Linked DNA regions of Homo sapiens: region 2 is linked to region 1. A link is an interaction called in ENCODE POLR2A ChIA-PET data of the cell type or tissue named here. Cell type or tissue: PC-9. All regions are shown on one strand. Each heading gives the region's core, and the rest is flanking DNA. Links, peaks and the distances in the headings are about the cores only. Region 1 overlaps GDE1 (glycerophosphodiester phosphodiesterase 1). Region 2 overlaps TMC5 (transmembrane channel like 5).

Region 1 (8,916 bases), core at 242-8,241:
AATCTTTGTTGTTTATTTTAAAATTCAAGACAATTTTTTTGCAAATGCTGATTCAAAACGTACCAATCCCCATCTATCATGCCTATGCCAATACAATCTGTCACAAAAAAGTTTGCTTCTCATTGTCACATAGCTATGGGGACTGGTGGCCTTCTAAAATCACTGTCCAGCTGCTGCAAGTGTGAGGCCAGCAACCCACGGCAGGGATGCAGGAGGGAAGCCATGGCTAAGCTGTGGGCCTGGACAAAGGCCACAGATGGGGTTGAAAGGTGAGAAGCGGTAAGCTAGAGGAGACAGACGGCGTTGCCATTAAAAACAATTCAACTTCATTTTAATGTTGCTATGTAAGTTCACAATAAAATCCCTGGAAGTTCAAATTGGAAAGAGCAGTTTGGGGTCATGGGCTCAACAATATAAAGGCAGATTCAGTGAGGGGTAAGGGTAGTGGCTCTGGGGGCAGACTGACCTAGATTTGAATGCCAGTTGTACCAGACTCAAGACACCTTGGGTAAGTGGTTTTATGAAGTACCTCAGTTCTTCATCAGTAGAAAGAGTGCTAACACCTCCATAAGACTTTTGTATGGATTGAGTAAGATAATGCATGTTAAACCACTTGTATAGTTTCTGGCTAACTGTAAACAAGATGTTCTAGAAGTTCTAGTTATCTTTTTTTTTTTTTTTTTTTTTTTTTTTTTAAGAGTCAGGTTCTCACTGTGCCACCAAGGTTGTAGTGCCGTGGTGTAATCATGGCTCATTGCAGCCTTGAACTTCTGGGCTCAAGTGATCCTCCCACCTCAACCTCCTGAGTAGCTGGGAATACAGGCATGCACCACCATGCCTAATTTTTTAGAGATGGGGTCTTGCTATATTGCCCAGTCTGGCCTCAAGTAATCCTCCTGCCTCAGCTTTCTGAATTGCTGGGATTATCGGCATGAGCCACTGTGCCCAGCTAAGCTGTGACTTTTGAGGCAACCCCTTCCCTTCCACAGAGTTTAGTTTCCTCATTTGTAAAATGAGGACAAACCTAGATATTTTTGGAAGTTTCTTCCAGTTCTAATTGCCTATGATCAGATCACATCTGTTGCAGAGCTTCCTAAAAAGCCTGGAAAAATGCAACTCTGCCCCCTGGTGGTTTGCAGCTCTCTATTCAAGATGCTATAAATCCCTCATTGGCTTCAAGACCTCCCTACCATTTTGGTTGCTGTACACTGAAGCCTCACTGGATTGCATGGTGGCTTCCCCAAATTCCGTATGCCTTAGGATATGATGCTTGGCACACAGTTTTCCTTTAGTGCTCCTTTTAATAATTTTATTAGTATGGCCACAAGTTTGATGTCTACAGTACATGTTAACATAGCTGAGTACAAATATTTGAAATAAGTGTGGCAAGTTTTAAAATGTCAACTCTGAGTTATCATGCATGTCCCATGCATTTACATCTGCATCTGCAAACTGTACAATTCAATCTGTGCTTATCCTCACTGGGTCTCCCTGTGTGCCTCAGCTAGGGCAGGGCAGGGGCTCTTGTGCGTTTTTTCAGACCCAGATTTTCAAGAGCAACAGTGTTGAACTCTGGCATGCCATGGTGCATGGTGGCAACACCGGGTTTAGCTTTGGTTCAGGTAAAAATGCAGTGACCAACTATTGCATTTGTGTGAGTCACCTGATTCCCCAGGGCCTGGGCTAGCACAAAGGGTATTTTGATATCCCTGTATGAGGCCCCTGGCAGTTTCTGAACCCGTTTCGTCCCACCGTGAAAGTCTAGAAGTGAGGTTCGCAGTCTTCTACCATGCTGTCAGTGATATAGCTGGAACCAAGATGGGATTCGTAGTAACTCTTTTCATCAAAGGTATTAACAGTCCAACCAACAACCTGGATTCCTTTAGCTGACCACTTCTTCAAGTAGGCCCTGGGGAAAGAGGAAAGCCAATCCTGTTAGAATAATAAGCAGCTGTCTCAGGAATCCATAATGGCCACTAAGTATGGTGTTCACTGCATACCAATGGTGCCCAGAGAATGCCTCCTAACTGGCCTCTGCACTGTGATCAGAGGGACTGTTCCAAAACCCAGGATGCCATGAACCTCCTCTACACTGTCCCAGCTTAAAACATTTCAGTAGCTCACTAATGATCGCCACCCCCAAATGTCCTTGGCACAGCCACTGAAGGTGTGCCTGACCTGGCCCCGACCTGTCTCCTTGGCTTCATCTCACACCACATTCCCCCTTTCTTTTCTGTGCTGATTAATTTTAAATTAATTGAAAGAATATTAATTTTCTTTCACTTCCTGGAAAGAACCATGTTCCTTCCTGCCAGAGCACATTACATGTATTTTTCTCTCTGATCTGGATTCCTCCCAATTCCCACTCACCCTTCAGATCTTAGCTTAACTGTCACTTCCTTGGGGATGCTGTTTCTGACAACCCAGACCAGATTAGATTATAGCCCATGCACAGTTTTCTCTGACATAGCCTGTATCTTAGTTTTAACTTTATATTGATTGGATTTTTATTTGATTAGCATCTCTCACTCTCCCACTTGGCTATAAACGTCACGAGGGCAGAGATCATGGCTTTGATTCTTTACCCACTGCATCTTCAGCTTCTCAACATGGAACCTTGCAATAGTATAGGCACTTACCAAATATTTATTGAACTGAATCATGTATGTCTGAAATAATACTAGACCTACAACTCTAATTAGCTGAAATATACAGATACAGAATTGCCAAAGAAATGATTCCGAGATCGCTAGCAGGTTAGGAAATGGAAATTTTATGGGGAGAGGTGGGGGAGTGCCTATAACATAAGACGGTAGTGGGGAGGCTGGTGCCCACAGGATGTCTTCACTGTGGTTCTGCCCAGGATCCTGTGTTGGCTTTCAAAAAAACCAGTCACAGAAATAAAATCCCTTGCTCAGCATAGTGTCACAGGTTCATTTTTTTTCTTCAAAATACACTAAAAAACCGAAAATATGTGATCGACTCGGTCTGAAAACAGTGAAATATGCCTGAACTCTTCCCACCTAAGAAGCGAAATTGGTAATCCAATTTAGAGGTATGGTAAGCTTTGCAGGTCAGAACCAATTCAGGTTGTCTACTCTGTTAATCCTTCCTTTCAAATAAGAGCATTCAGGATGTCTGTCTGGGTAAAATAAAAAACCTTCCAACTTACGGGGATACAAAATCCTTTTGCATGAGGAAAGCTGAAATTCCACACAGGTACCACAAGATATTATGCATGCTCCAATCGAGCAAAATGTCCATCATAACAAATATAAAATGTTTCCAGAAAGTATCATAGCGTGGTTTCCCATCTCCTGTATGGCTTAGGCTCCAAGGTCTGTGAGTTAATGCTGTTATTACATCCCGATCTGTTTGTCTCATCTGCAAAGGAATTTGGGGAAGTAAAATAATGATCATATGTAAAGTTGAATACTTATTAGTTTAGATTTAGCCAATGTGCTCAATCAGATGAGGTGGTCATGGTTGGTACCCTGCCCCGGTATCTACTAAATAAGTTCTCAATCATAAACCCTTTGAGAAAATAATGTGAAGAATGTAAAGCACTAATATGCAGCACATATGAGAACTTTTTTTTCCCAGTCCTTAAAAACTGCAATCCTATCTTTAAAATGGAAAAATTAAAACTTCAGGATCAAATTTTAATAATGTCATGAGAATAAACTTTTAATTGGCTATTGACTTAAATCCTGGCCAGAGATAATTAATTAGAACTCAATGAGGAGGGAACCAAGGTCAGTTCAAGATGGGCTGTTTAGTTTTGACCCTTTCCAGAGCAAATGGCTGAAGAGTTGTAGGGGTGAGGAGGGGGATGGGGAAGTGAGGTGGGAAGGGAGAGAAGGGATTGTGACGAGAGAATGGGAGAGGACAACAGAGAAATGGAGAGATGTGGATGGAGTTCCTTTAGTCTCTGCTCTTGTGCTCCTCTGGGGGAATGTCTTATACGTTTTAAAGGACTCTGTGGTCAAGGAAGTTTGGGAAACACTGTTCCAAATGTCTGCAAGCCCCATGACCCTATTCAACTCCATGACAGCTTCTATTGATAGGCTCTATCCTCACTGTAAAAATTTTCAATGTATGCTCTGTTGGTCACTGGTAAAGAATGCTACGGAACCAGCTTGTTATTCTGGAAACTGGTAAATAAAAGGAAAGATAAAGCATTTATTCTGCCTATTTGGTAACTAAATAGTAGAGGAGGAAAAGTTTCTTTTTAAAGATCTATTTCAGCTAATGCAAGAAGTAATAGAATTAAAATATCAGCATTTTGTAGCTCCCTAGAAAATGGACAGATCTGGCCAATGAGCATCAATAGCAGCCAAAAACAACAGGAGTCAACCAGATGTCAAGTGCCTCCTGACGGAAAAACACCCTCATCTCTAGAGTTATCTTGCCAAGAATAACCAACCCTAACCTCATCAAGGCAAGCTTCCAGCTCTCGCTACCAGTTTATAGAAAATAAAGAGAAAAAAATATTAAGCCATATCATGGCATAATCAGCAAAATTTGGACTTGGGTAAACTCTACAAAACAATAATCCGGTTTCTTCAGTAAATACAAAACAAGGACCCCCCCCAAAACAAACAAACAAAAAAAACAGAGAGAGAGAGAGACAGAACCTGCAAGTTTTAAGATTTACAGTTGCCGGCAGGGCATAGTGGCTCACACCTGTAATCATTTTGGGAGGCCGAGGCAGGCAGATCACCTGAGGTCAGGAGCTCGAGACCAGCCTGGCCAACATGGCAAAACCCCGTCTCTACTAAAATACAAAAAAAATTAGCCAGGCATGGTGGTGTGTGCTTGTAATCCCAGCTACTCAGGAGGCTGAGGCAAGAGAATTGCTTGAACCCGGGAGGCAGAGGTTGCGATGAGCCGAGATCATACCACTGGGCGACAGAGCAAGACTCCGTCTCAAAAACAAACAAAAAAAGATTTACGATTGTAACACGCCGATCTTACTTGGGTCCTATTCGAATGAGCAATTTATGAAAAACAACCATTTATGACATTTCCGAGACAAGTCAAAATTTATACACTGGATATTTGATGATATGAATAATTTATTGTTAATAATTTTTAGATGGGACAATGGCATTGTGGCTATGTTTTTAAAAAGGCATCACTAGGCTGGTTACTGTGGCTCATGCCTGTAATCCCAGCACTTTGAGAGGCTGAGGTGGAAGGATTGCTTGAGCTTAGGAGTTGGAGAACTGCCTGGGTAATACAGGGAGACCCTGTCTCTACAAAAAATAAAAATAAAAAATTAGCTGGGCGTGGTGACGTGCGCCTGTGGTCCCAGCTACTTGGAAGGCTGAGGCAGGAGGATCATTTGAGCCTGGAAGGTCAAGAGTGCAGTGAGCTGTGATCACACCACTGCACTCCAGCCTGGGAAACTGAGGGAGAACCCGTCTTTTAAAATAAATAAATAAATAAATAAATAAATAAATAAATAAATAAAATGGCATCACTTTTTAAAGATTCTTAATGCAATTTTATGGATGGAATAAGATTTGCTTCAAAATAACACTGGGGAGGATCAATGGGGTTATGGGTGAAATGAGCTGGATCACAGTTAAAGGGGGGGTACACTACTACTTTATTTTATGCATGTTTTAGATTCTCCATAATTAAGAATTTATTTTATGAAGGTATGTTCTGCTGTTAGTTGGTGAGAAGTAGGGGCTACATAATTCTTTTCTGTTGTGAGAATTTTACTACAGTAATCTGAGTGAGCCTATAAACAACATAAAAGAAGGGGCAAAAGAGGAATAATGGCATTCTGTAAGGGGTATGAGTACATTCCCCTTCTGGAATTTCTCTGGTTAATTTAAAAGAGGAGCTTCTCAACTGTGACCCTGATGCAGTTCAATTTAATAGGCATCTATCCTGTGCTTACGCAGCCCATTGCAATTATCTACACCAGCTCACCTAATATGTACAAGAAAAATCCCGAATGTTACCTTGTAGATAACTTCTGGCAAGAAAGAACAGACCACACTATTATTATACAGTTGAGGAAATTCCATATACATTTTCTTTAGAGCCTCAGTAGCCTGTAAAATAAAGAGATTCATATATTTAAAATTGATTAAAATGTGATAGATAGCCCCAGCCAATAACTATCACATATTAAGTACAACCCTATGGAATAAAACAGAAGTTTACTAGAAATGGAGGTACTGAAAGTATTGGTAGAGTCTATTATCCACTGGGATGCATTTTAAACTCACACCAGCAGCAAACAAGGAAGAAGGTGGAGTACTGCTGCTTTACTCCCTCTGAGGGCCTCACCCCTTTTGGAATACTTTTGAAAAGTGTGGTAAGCCGTAGGTCAGATGAGGCCAGAGGCAAAATTTTCCTTGCCTTATACCCTAGTTTAGCCACTATGAAAAGTCCTTTCATACCCACAGCTCTATCACTCTGTGCCTTTTCTAAATGAAACATGAGCCAGCCAGTCTGGGAACTACAGAGGATAGATTTCTCAGTCCAGGGGACTGAGAGGACGCATTACCCATCACCAATATGGAGGGAGAAGTAATGGGGCAAGGGTAGGAGGGACTGGGAAGAGTTAAGGGGCTCCCAATTCTTCCCAAGGTGAACAGAAGTTTCTTTTTATAGTAGTCTAGCTACGAAATGAAGAAGACATGATAGAATTTAAGTATTATTTGGTAACCCCTAGTGAAGTGACATCAATAGCAGCTAACAACAAGAAAGTCACCAGCCATGTGGGACGCAATGCTGCTGCTGCATAATTTGTGAAACACTGCTAATTTTTGGAATGTTACACATACCCCTAACCAAATATGATGAGCAAAATGCATTCCCCCACCAAAATAAAAAAGGACACAAATTATCCATGTCATGCCTCCTCTTCGCTAATGCAACTGAAGGCAAGCTATAGAAAGCATTTTTTTTTCTGTTTGAACAAAGACATGCACTGTAAACTCTTAGCATTTACATTATTTAATTCTCACAACAACCTTATGTGGTAACTGCTTTTAGTATCCCCATTTTACCCATGAAGAAACTGAAGCTCATCAAAGTTAAGGTTACCCTGTAGTAAGAGCTCAGTCAAGGACTGTTGGAGTCCCAAGCCCATGATTTTGGCCACTGTGCTCTACTAGCTCCACTTTGTTGCCTACACTTGTGCCTTTCTACTACCATCTTGGTGAATTAGGTCACTATGTTCTACCCAGTCTTGGCTGAACACCCATGAGCACCCATTCAGAAGACTCAAATAGCTAGATTTTCTTTTTTAAATGTCTACTTCTTTTTAAAAAGTATTCTAAGAGAAGCCAGGCGTGGTGGCTCACACCTGTAATCCCAGCACTTTGGGAGGCCAAGGTGGGCGGATCACTCGAGGCCAGGAGTTTGAGACCAGCCTGGCCAACATGGCAAAACCCCATCTCTACTAAATATACAAAAATTAGCCGGGTGTGATGGCACATGCCTCTAATCTCAGCTGCTTGGGAGGCTGAGGCAGGAGAATTGCTTGAACCCCGGAGGCAGAGGTTGCATTGAGCCGAGATCGCGCCAATGCACTCCAGCCTAGGTGACAGAGTGAGACTCTGTCTCAAAAAATCTAAGAGAATAAGCATAAAAGTCAGTATACCATGGGTGAAATGTAGGACCTATCAGGGTTCCCAAATGTGGGCTGCAACATCAACAATGAGCACCTGAGGTGCTCATTAAAAATACATGTTCCTTGAGCCCACCCTAGACATTTTCAGAATCTCTTCCCTAGGGAGAATGGCCCAGGAATTTATATTTTAAAATAGGTACAGGTGATTCTAACGCAGACCAATTGGAAAACCTAGACGTATACAACTATCGGTTTACTAGAATAATAAATTAGTTACCATTATCTTCCTTCTTCAAAAATAGGAATTAACTGTTAATAAAATTAGAGTGTATACTTAGGCTCCACATTTCAGGTTTTTTTTTTTTTTTTGAGACGGAGTCTCGCTCTGTCACCCAGGCTGGAGTACTACTGGCGCAATCTCGGCTCAGTGCAACCTCTGTCTCCCCGGTTCAAGCGATTCTCCTGCCTCAGCCTCCCGAGTAGCTGGGATTACAGGTGCCCGCCACCAAGTCCAGCTAATTTTTGTATTTTTAGTGGAGACAGGGGTTTCACCATGTTGGCCAGGCTGGTCTCGAACTCCTGACCTCAGGTGATCCACTCCCAAAGTGCTGGGATTACAGGTGTGAGCCACTGCACCCGGCCCATTTTGGGTTTTAACAACTGGTTTCAATGATATCATGGGATTAATTAAAAAAAAAAATTGGCATCATCAGAATTCTCAACCAGTAGATGGCCCTTACCGATTATTAATATTGCTAGGGGAAAAATACTCAAGTTGCCCAAATGGGGAAAAAAGTACTTGCACTTGAAAAGCTGGTTATAAGAGAACAAATGTAATCAGAATCATATCTTCCCACTGATTTTCACTGTAATAATATGTTCTTATGAGTGTAAGTGCAGGCCCTAAAATTTAAGCAAAATTTTATCTAGGAATGTCAAATACATTTGAAGAAAATAAATGATTTTCTGATAAAAGTATAACTGCTAAAATCAATGAATAAAAAACTATACATAAGGGATATAAATTATACAAAGGGATAAATCTATGTAAAAGGTATATGTTCTGTTAACTATTAGAAGCTTTTAATATAGGAATTCTCTTTAAATGCAGTCCATAGTTGTCCATATAAGGCCCTTAACTTTTAAGCTAGATAAAATTGGTCTTGTGTACAACTTCGGAATTCCTTTTTTTCAAGTAACTCAAGGTTACTACAGTGGTTTTTTTCTAGAAATGTCTTTTTTACTGTTTACTTAATATCTTTTGTAAATGCTTTATGTAAATAATAGAAACTTGACTCTTCCATTTTATGCTGGTT
Region 2 (8,916 bases), core at 249-8,248, 74 kb before region 1:
CTGCACACCAGCCTGAGTGACAAAACGAGACCCTGTCTCTGAAAGAAGAAAAATAAATAAACAATTTAGTTTCTCAATCTAGTTCCCGAGCTGGCCATATTTGAAGTGTTCCATAGCTACATGTGGCTAGTGGCTGCCATATTGGACATGCATGTAGAGAACCATTCCATCGGCATAGAAAGTTCTGTTGGACAGCCTTGCCCTAGATCAAGTTTTGTCAACTTTGGCACTCTTGGCATTTGGGGCCAAATAATTTTCTATTGTGGGGAGGCCAGTCTTGTACATTTTAGGATGTTTAACAGCTACCTACTAGATGCCAATGTCACACCCCCTGCTACAGTTGTGACAAACCAAAATGTCTCCACACATTGCCAAATGTGCTCTCAGAGGCAAAGTCGCCCCCACTTGAGAACCACTGCTCTAGATCCATAGTTTCTGCCACTCTCTTTCTTAAATAGAATGAAAGCCAGCCGCACACTGCGTACTTCAAACAGAACATCAGCCCCTGAATGCAAACATTGTACTGCGATTCAATTGCATCGACCAGCTTTACATCTAAGGCCTGTGAGCTTCACCCACCTTGGGGACTGTCTTAGGAGAAGGAAAGTCTTGTTACAAAGTAGCATTAATCAAGTGGGCTTAGAGTTATAGTTAGGGTAAAACTGCTGGGAGGGGTTTAGTCCATGAACTTCCTTCCAAGAAAGGATCGTGGTAAAAGAGGAGGAATCTTAGCTAGCGGAAAGAGATTTGATAGGCTTCAAACATCCATGTAAAATAAAATAATCTTCTCATTCTAGCTTTTTTAAAAACAAATTTTACTTGTGAAGATTAATTGGTGACTTGTGAAGATTAATTGGTGACATTTGCCAACTCTTTCTTCTCAAATTTCCCAATTCTTTTTTTTTTTTTTTTTTGAGACAGCATCTTGCTCTGTTGCCCAGGCTGGAGTACAGTGGCATGATCATAGCTCATTGCAGCCTCGAACTCCCAGCCTCAAACGATTGCGCTGGCTTAGACTCTGAAAGTACTGCGATTACAAGCTTGAGCCACCTCACTCAGCCCCAATTCTCATTTAAAAAATACATTAGAACTCATGTTAATTCAGTGTTATAAGACGCATTTGTTACTTCAGTAGTAAACACTATACCTTAGACCATTTCCTTGAAGGATTTTTTGCCATGTTTAGGTGATGACTTTCAAGCGATTAAAATTCATTTTTCTTTTTCTAGCTTCTGACTCTTTCTCACTCATTTAACAAGCTAAAAATCTTACATTCTCTTTACCTTACCTTTCCTTGAGAATTGAATAAATATCTTGAAAACTTAGTAAATTCCTTAAAGAAGGGAAAACAAACAAACAAAAAGGACAAGAGGATGACTATTTTGCTGTATTTATATTTTCCTTTTTTGTTTTGTTTTGTTTTGTTTTCTTGAGACAGAGTCTCTCTCTGTTGCCCAGGCTGGAGTGCAGTGGCATGATCTCGGCTTACTGCAACCTCCGCCTTCCAGGTTCAAGCAATTCCTGTGCCTCAGCCTCCCAAGTAGTTGGGATTACAGGTGCGAGCCACCACGCCTGGCTCATTTTCTTATTTTTAGTAGAGATGGGTTTTCGCCATGTTAGTCAGGCTGGTCTCCAATTCCTGGCCTCAAGTGATCTGCCCATCTCAGCCTCCCAAAGTGCTGGGATTACAGGCATGAGCCACCATGCCCGACCAGTATTTTTATTTTCCTATTCATAGGTTTGATCTTGCTGTCTTGAAACCACAGACCTTATTTTCTAAGCATAGGCCTCATTTTCTTAGGCTCCAAGGAGTCTAAGTGTATGGCTGTGAATGTGCCTGACACTCTGAAAAGCCAACATGGATCTCAATACTAACAAATGTTTATTTACAGGAAGGCTTTGTTAATTGAGTGATGGAAGCTATTGCTCTCACTTGCTATTTAGAGACTATTGACATTACCTTTATTTCCTGGTCCTAAACATTACACACTGCAGATAAAGGAGTTCCTGGCATTTATTTGTCATGGCATCGAGGCTGACAGCCAAAGTAATCATTACACTAATACACATTCCCAGAAAGAGCAATCAAGAGCAGGCAAGCAAACGAAATCAATGTCTCTGCTGAAATGTGCCTGTGTGTGAGCGTCCCATGACCTGGTGCTCTGGCAACCACTCGTCCATGTGTGGGGGCCATCATCCTTGTGTTGGAGTTGTCTGTCCAAGATCAGGTGCCTGCAAAAAGAATGGGAGCTTCCAGAACCGCTAATGTGAAACTTTGGTTGAAATGAGGTGCCTGGGAATGAGCGATTTCTTCTTTTTTAAATTCTTTTTCATAGCCTTTCAAGAATTTTTAGAATTAGCCAGTCTTGAACTCCTGACCTCAGGTGATCCACCTGCCTCGGCCTCCCAAAGTACTGGGATTACGGCGGGAATCACTGTGCCTGGCCCAAAGTTCCCCTTTTTATAAGGACACCAGTCATGTTGCATTAGGTCCCACCCCAGTGAACTTATTTTAACTTGATTACCTCCACCGAGATCCTACTTAGAAATCAGGTCACATTCTGAAGTACTGCGGACTGGGACTTGAACATACCTTTTTGAGGGGATGCAACTCAACTCATAACAGTGGTCACGGTATGAACAGCATATGCCCTGGAAAGTCACACACCACATTTACGATAGTGGCACCTTCCAGACAGGGAAGAGGACACTGGAAAATTGGATTAGGAAGAGGTATTAGAGAGCTTCACCAGAAATGTTTTATTTCCTTAAGAAAACAAATGCAAGTCTGGAATTCATATGAAAAAGATTAGTATGAGTTAATATTTGACCTTTTCTTCTCTATGCTTCACTGTAGTCTAATGTTTCAAGTTTTTAAGAGAAGAGAAAACAGGAAGCCATTTGAGGCAGTGTTTTCTGCTTCCAAATGCACAGGATTGGGTTGTACAGTATGAGCCCATCTTTTATGGAAGTTTAAGTCCTCTGTCTTCTGATTTTCAGGACATGAGGCTCTGCCTGCAGTCAGCAACTTGGAATATTCAGACTTCAGACCAGCATCACAGATTATAACCCTCCGTAAATCATCTGCATCCCAGCTCCCATCAAAAGCCAGCCTGAAGGACCCATGGACACGTGACTCCAGTGTTCTCAACAACATCTTAAGATCAAGTTGGTTTGCACAACATTTGCATCTACTTGGGACAAAGCAAGAACAATAAGGGCAAAAAAGTAAGTTTTCATACAGCTGAATTTATTCGGTTAAATAAACTACCCTTCTTTTTGAGATGGGGTCTCCCTCTCTTTTTTTTAAGTCCATAAAATGTTTTATGAGATAATGGTGATAGTCAATTGTGATAGCTGCCATTGCCTTTAATATCCTTAGATGGCAAAACAGAATTTTATTGGGACTAATTTCTTTCCTTCTCTCCACTCTCTGCAATAAAAACAATTTTTTTTTTTTTTTTTGAGACTGAATCTCGCTCTGTCGCCAGGCTGGAGTGCAGTGGCACGGTCTCAGCTCACTGCAACCTCCCACTCCCTGGTTCAAGCAATTCTCCTGCCTCAGCCTCCTGAGTACCTGAGATTACAGGCACGCGCCACAACAAAAACAATTTTTTAAAAATTATTTGGTCTGTTTTAAGTCAAATAAATGATGGTTCATTGGAACTAGTTAAAAACTTCTGTAGAATCATTTTCATAATTTTAACTGTGGGTCTTAAGTATGTAGGGATCTTACATTATTTACAGGATCATCACTAGCATATAGAACATTGATTTCATTTATGTTAAGAGGTTAATCATGGGTTTTCATGACAAAGTTCACCCCGTTAGAAGATAAAACGTGGGGGCCGGGCGCGGTGGCTCACACCTGTAATCCCAGCACTTTGGGAGGCCAAGGTGGGTGGATTGCCTGAGGTCAGGACTTCGGTAGCAGCCTGGCCAACATACTGAAACCCCGTCTCTACTAAAAATACAAAAAATTAGCTGGGCATGGTGGCAGGTGCCTGTAATCCCAGCTACTTGGGAGGCTGAGGCAGGAGACTCGCTTGAACCCAGGAGGCGGAGGTTGCTGTGAGCCGAGATCGTGCCATTGCACTCCAGCCTGGGCAACAGGAGGGACCTTCCATCTCAGAAAAAAAAAAAAAAAGAAGAAGAAGAAGACAAAATGTACGGCTGAAATTGGACTTTGTGGCCTTGTTTTGCCTCTCTCGGGGCAACTTCCTGCTCTTGGTGCTGGTCAATTTGCTGTTTTGTAAGGCCCTGGTTTCTCTTTCCTGTCTTTCAGGTAATAAATGGCCTCAATTAGAAAAATTAACCTTTGGACAATTCACAGGCTTCATGATCACATGTTCTAGCCAGGCCCAGGGCAGGAGATGGGAAAAGGAGATTAAAGATAAGAATCACAGCTGGCCATCTTCTGCTGGCACCTGTAGATCTAAAGCATTCTTTGTGACGGTTCCATGGTATTCCACTGTGCAGATGTCCTGTGACTGATTCAGCCCATCCCCTGTTGATGAATTTTTGAATTGCTCCCAGTTTTTTGTCATTATACACAAAGCTTGGCCTGACAATCCTTAGCAATTCTGGCTGAGTGTCTGGGTTTCGTGAGATCATTTTGGTGGTGCAGAACAGAACTCGTGGGTGGCTGGCCTGGCCTTATGTTAGCTTGAGGCGGGGAGAAGTGGGAGGCGGCAGAGAGCCAGGTAAATAGCTTGACTGTGACCTCATCCATATTCTAGGATGTAATTGATCCCTAGAAGATTTCTGAATTAGCTGAATGACAAACACAAGATACTTAGATGACCCATTCGAACCAGGAAGCCTTGCAACATCAAGTAAGGAGTCCTCAATTAACAGCCTTAGAAGACATGTCATTGCTTGGGCATGTGATTGAAAACCATTCAAATGGTGAAGTGAGAAACCCTAAATGGGATATGGAAAGGAGGAATTGAAATAGATGGTTCAATAGCCCTTATTGAGGAGGTGCTAGAGAAAAACCAGGAAGAAAGAAAGTAGGATAGTACCCTCTTTGTGCTTTTTCCAAGGCAACAGGAAACAGTATCATTCCTTTGAACCTGCAGCATACCTCATTTACTCCTCTAATAGTTAACAGGAAGCTAAGGGTAAGGTTCTCAGAAGGCCACTCCCACTTCATGTGACATCAGTGTGAGAGACTATTTCCTTATGGCCATTTCCTCCTCTCTCTTTCCCAATCCTTTTCTGTGGGTTTAGCTCTTTGTTTGTTTAGGTATTTGTTGCAGTGCAGGTGGTATGGTTACAGCATTTGTTCCCAACTGTGAAACAGATGTGCAATACACAAGCTCTTGTCAAATGGCAATGGAACAGAGAACTGTCCAACAGACTTGAAGCTAATTGTTGGCTGATCACATATAACATCCATCTTTCTATCTATCTATCATCTATCTACCCATCTGTCTATTTATCTGTCTATCTAATCTATGTGTGTTTTTGTATGTGTGTTCTATGAATGTGTATATATAATGTATATTATATGTGTAGATCTATTATATATGTAGATATGAATAAATATATACATAAATTGTATGGATATCTTTGTGTGTATATACATATAATATACACATATAATACACATATACGCATACAATATGAAGTTATATACATACATACATATATATAAATTTGTCAAAGATTCAAAACAAAGACCAAAATGATTTGTATCAGTCAGGCTAGTCTAAACTCTGCTGCATCAAAATAACACTATCTCAAAATCTAAATGTCTTAAAACATAAAGGTTTGTTTCTTGCTCATGAAAAGCTACTGTGGGTAGGTGCAGGTGGGCTGTGAGCCATGCAGTCATGCAGGAACCCGGGCTGGTGACTGGGTCCCCTTTGGGAATATCACTGGTTCCCATGGCAGTGGAAGGGGAGCTAGAGGGTCTCATTTTGGCTTTTGAATGCTTTCTCTTGGAAGTGACACAGTCACTTATGCTCACAGCCCACTGGCCAAAGATAGCCATATGCGATTGTCTTCCTGCAGCACAATGACCTGGAGGGGACTCCAGAGTCTCTCCCCAACTCCACTCCTGCAGCCCCTCTTGGAGTTAGAGCTTCTGAGTGCTTTGTTTGCTGGTGACCCTGAGTCCTGGCTTTCATTACATTGTTATTCGATCCCTTTGAAAGAGTTCTCATGATAAATTATTTTCAGAAATTGATCTTGGGAGGAAGTGTAGTCCTCTTGAAAAACTGGTATACTTCCTTTTTATTGCCACACATAGTGAGTATTAGATAACTTGTCATGATTCCCTTTTAGTCTTGGCTAATAAGAAGCTCAGGGCAAAATTTAGTTCTCAGTTACAGTCACTATGTTGGCCTGGGAATTTTGCAGGATTGCTCCTTCCTCTACCTGATTATAAGACATTTCCTATTTCTTTCTTTCTTTTTTTTTGAGACAGGGTCTCATTCTGTTGCCCAGGCTGGAGTACAATGGTGCGGTCATAGCTCACTGCAACCTCAGCCTTCTTGGCTCAAGCGATCCTCCCGCCTAGCCTCCTGAGTAGCTGAGATTACAGGCATGTACTACCATGCCCAGCTAATTTATATATATATATATTATATATATAATATATATATAAATCTATATATTATATATATAATATATATAATATAAATCTATATATATTATATATAATATATATATATCTATAATATATATATTATATATATATCTATATATCTAAAATATATATATCTATAATATATAGATCTATATATGATATATAGATCTATTAGATATATAATATATATATCTATATATCTATAGTATATATATCTATATATATAATATATATCTATCTAAAATATATATATCTATAATATATATAGATCTATATATAATATATATTATATGATCTATATTATATATATAATATAGATCTATATATAATATATATTATATGATCTATATTATATATATAATATAGATCTATATATAATATAGATATAATATATATATCATATATATCTATATATAATATGTATATATCATATATATCTATTATATATCTATATCTATAGATAGATAGATAGATAGATAGATAGATATAGAGAGAGAGAGAGATGGGGGTCTTGCTATGTTGCCCAGGCTGGTCTCAAACTCCTGGCCTCAAGGAATCCTCCTGCCTTGGTCTCCCAAAGTGCTGGAATTACAGATGTGAGCCATCATGCCTGGCCCATTTCCTATTTCTTTAATCATGTCCTGGTTGAGTGTGTGACTTTTACTGTGTACTCACTCCTATCTCTTTTGGAAGTTGCCAGGGTTTACATTGTACATAAATAAATATAATATCACATAATAGCTTCCATTCAGTGACTGCTTCCTTGATGTTGGCCACCTTCTGTGCCTTATCTTGTTCATTCCTTACAACAATCCTATGAGATATTATTGTCAGTATTGTATGGTTGAGGAAACAGACTCAGAGGGGTTAAGTGACTTGCCCAAGTCCACACAGCCAGCAAACGGAAAGTAAGCCCAGTTCTGACACCAAGGGCTGGGTTCCCAACCACTTTCATTTCACAGCATCACATAGACAGATGATTCCATTCAGGTAACGTATATTCACCTAGAAGACCTGTCTTCACGTAGGTTTTGTTTTCATTGGTTCCGATTTTCTTTGATTTATGTATAAGAAAATTGGAAATATTTGTGAGCCAAAACCCTACCGCTTTTTTCAACTGGTATAATGGCTCCTGGGAGAATCGGAAGGTTTTATGTTACAGCTTCTGATTTCTCATTTTCTTTTTAAAATTTAGGAGTATAGGCCAGGCGCAGTGGCTCACACCTGTAATCCCAGCACTTTGGGACGCCAAGGCGGGTGGATCATGAGGTCAGGAGATTGAGACCATCCTGGCTAACATGGTGAAACCCCATCTCTACTAAAAATACAAAAAAAAAAAAAAAAATTAGCCGGGCATGGTGGCGGGCACCTGTAGTCCCAGCTACTCGGGAGGCTGAGGCAGAAGAATGGCGTGAACCCGGGAGGCAGAGGTTGCAGTGAGCCAAGATCACGCCACTGGACTCCAGCCTGGGCGCAGAGTGAGACTCTGCCTCAAAAAAAAAAGAAAAAAATTTAGAAATATGTATTTACAGAGATGTGCACAACTCTTAAGTGTGCAACCTGATGGATTTTTACATACACACACACACACACACACATGCCTCCCTTTAACCACCGCTCAAGATCATCAGCCAGCAACCCAGAGATTCCCTCCTGCAATTCCTAGTCATCACTCACCTCTTTCCTTCCTCAAGGTAGCCACTATTTTGACTTCTGTCACCATGTATTACTTTGCCTGCTTTTGAACTTTGTAAAAACATTATGCAGTATGAACTCTGTTGTGTCCAACTCTTTTTCCTCATCCTTGCATCTGTGACATTCATCCATGACGCTGCGTGCAGCAGAAGTTCAGTCTTTGTTGCCTCTCTGTAGTATTTCATGGGATGAATATGCCACAATTCATTCACTTATTCCACCGTTGAATGACATTCAAGTTGTTTTCAACTTTTGACTCTTATGAAAAATAGTTTCTGGCCAGGCACGGTGGCTCACGTCTGTAATCCTAGCACTTTGGGAGGCCGAGGTAGGTGTTTCACCTGAGGTCAGGAGTTCGAGACCAGTCTGGCCAACATGAGGAAACCCCCTCTCTACTAAAAATGCAAAAATTAGCAGGGCATGGTGGCGGGCACCTGTAATCCCAGCTCCTCGGGAGGCTGAGGCAGAGAATTGCTTGAACCCGGGGATGGGGGTGCGGAAGTTGTGGTGAGCCAAGATGGCGTCACTTAACTCCAGCCTGGGTGAAAGAGCAAAAGTTCGTCTCAAAAAGAAAAAAAAAAAGAAAGGAAAAAGAAAAAGAAAAACAGTTTCCGTGAACATTTTTC

What was found. Peaks named below come from ENCODE experiments on the same cell type or tissue, not always from the same donor. Only the 100,000 strongest peaks of a DNase experiment are listed, where the experiment ranks them.
Region 2: POLR2A ChIA-PET joins it to region 1 with 11 read pairs; 2 of 35 experiments call an interaction of 5 or more read pairs at or near these places.

Annotation. Positions count from the first base shown.
Region 1 is chr16:19,501,709-19,510,624 of GRCh38, forward strand. GDE1 (glycerophosphodiester phosphodiesterase 1) reads right to left here. Exons shown (of 6, transcript NM_016641.4): 4 at 5,979-6,071; 5 at 3,173-3,384; 6 at 1-1,909. The coding sequence ends at 1,762. Among named protein-coding and RNA genes, the nearest start is that of GDE1, 16 kb to the right of the region's middle. In PC-9, for the core only: CTCF peaks have their summits at 1,139 (motif pointing left) and 1,338; DNase peaks (open chromatin) are centred at 1,113, 4,093 and 6,383; H3K4me3 peaks cover 3,006 bases; H3K27ac peaks cover 5,827 bases.
Region 2 is chr16:19,427,413-19,436,328 of GRCh38, forward strand. TMC5 (transmembrane channel like 5) reads left to right here. Exons shown (of 22, transcript NM_001261841.2): 2 at 3,001-3,228. Among named protein-coding and RNA genes, the nearest start is that of TMC5, 14 kb to the left of the region's middle. In PC-9, for the core only: no CTCF peak of the experiment used is centred there; DNase peaks (open chromatin) are centred at 4,779 and 5,189; H3K27ac peaks cover 4,974 bases.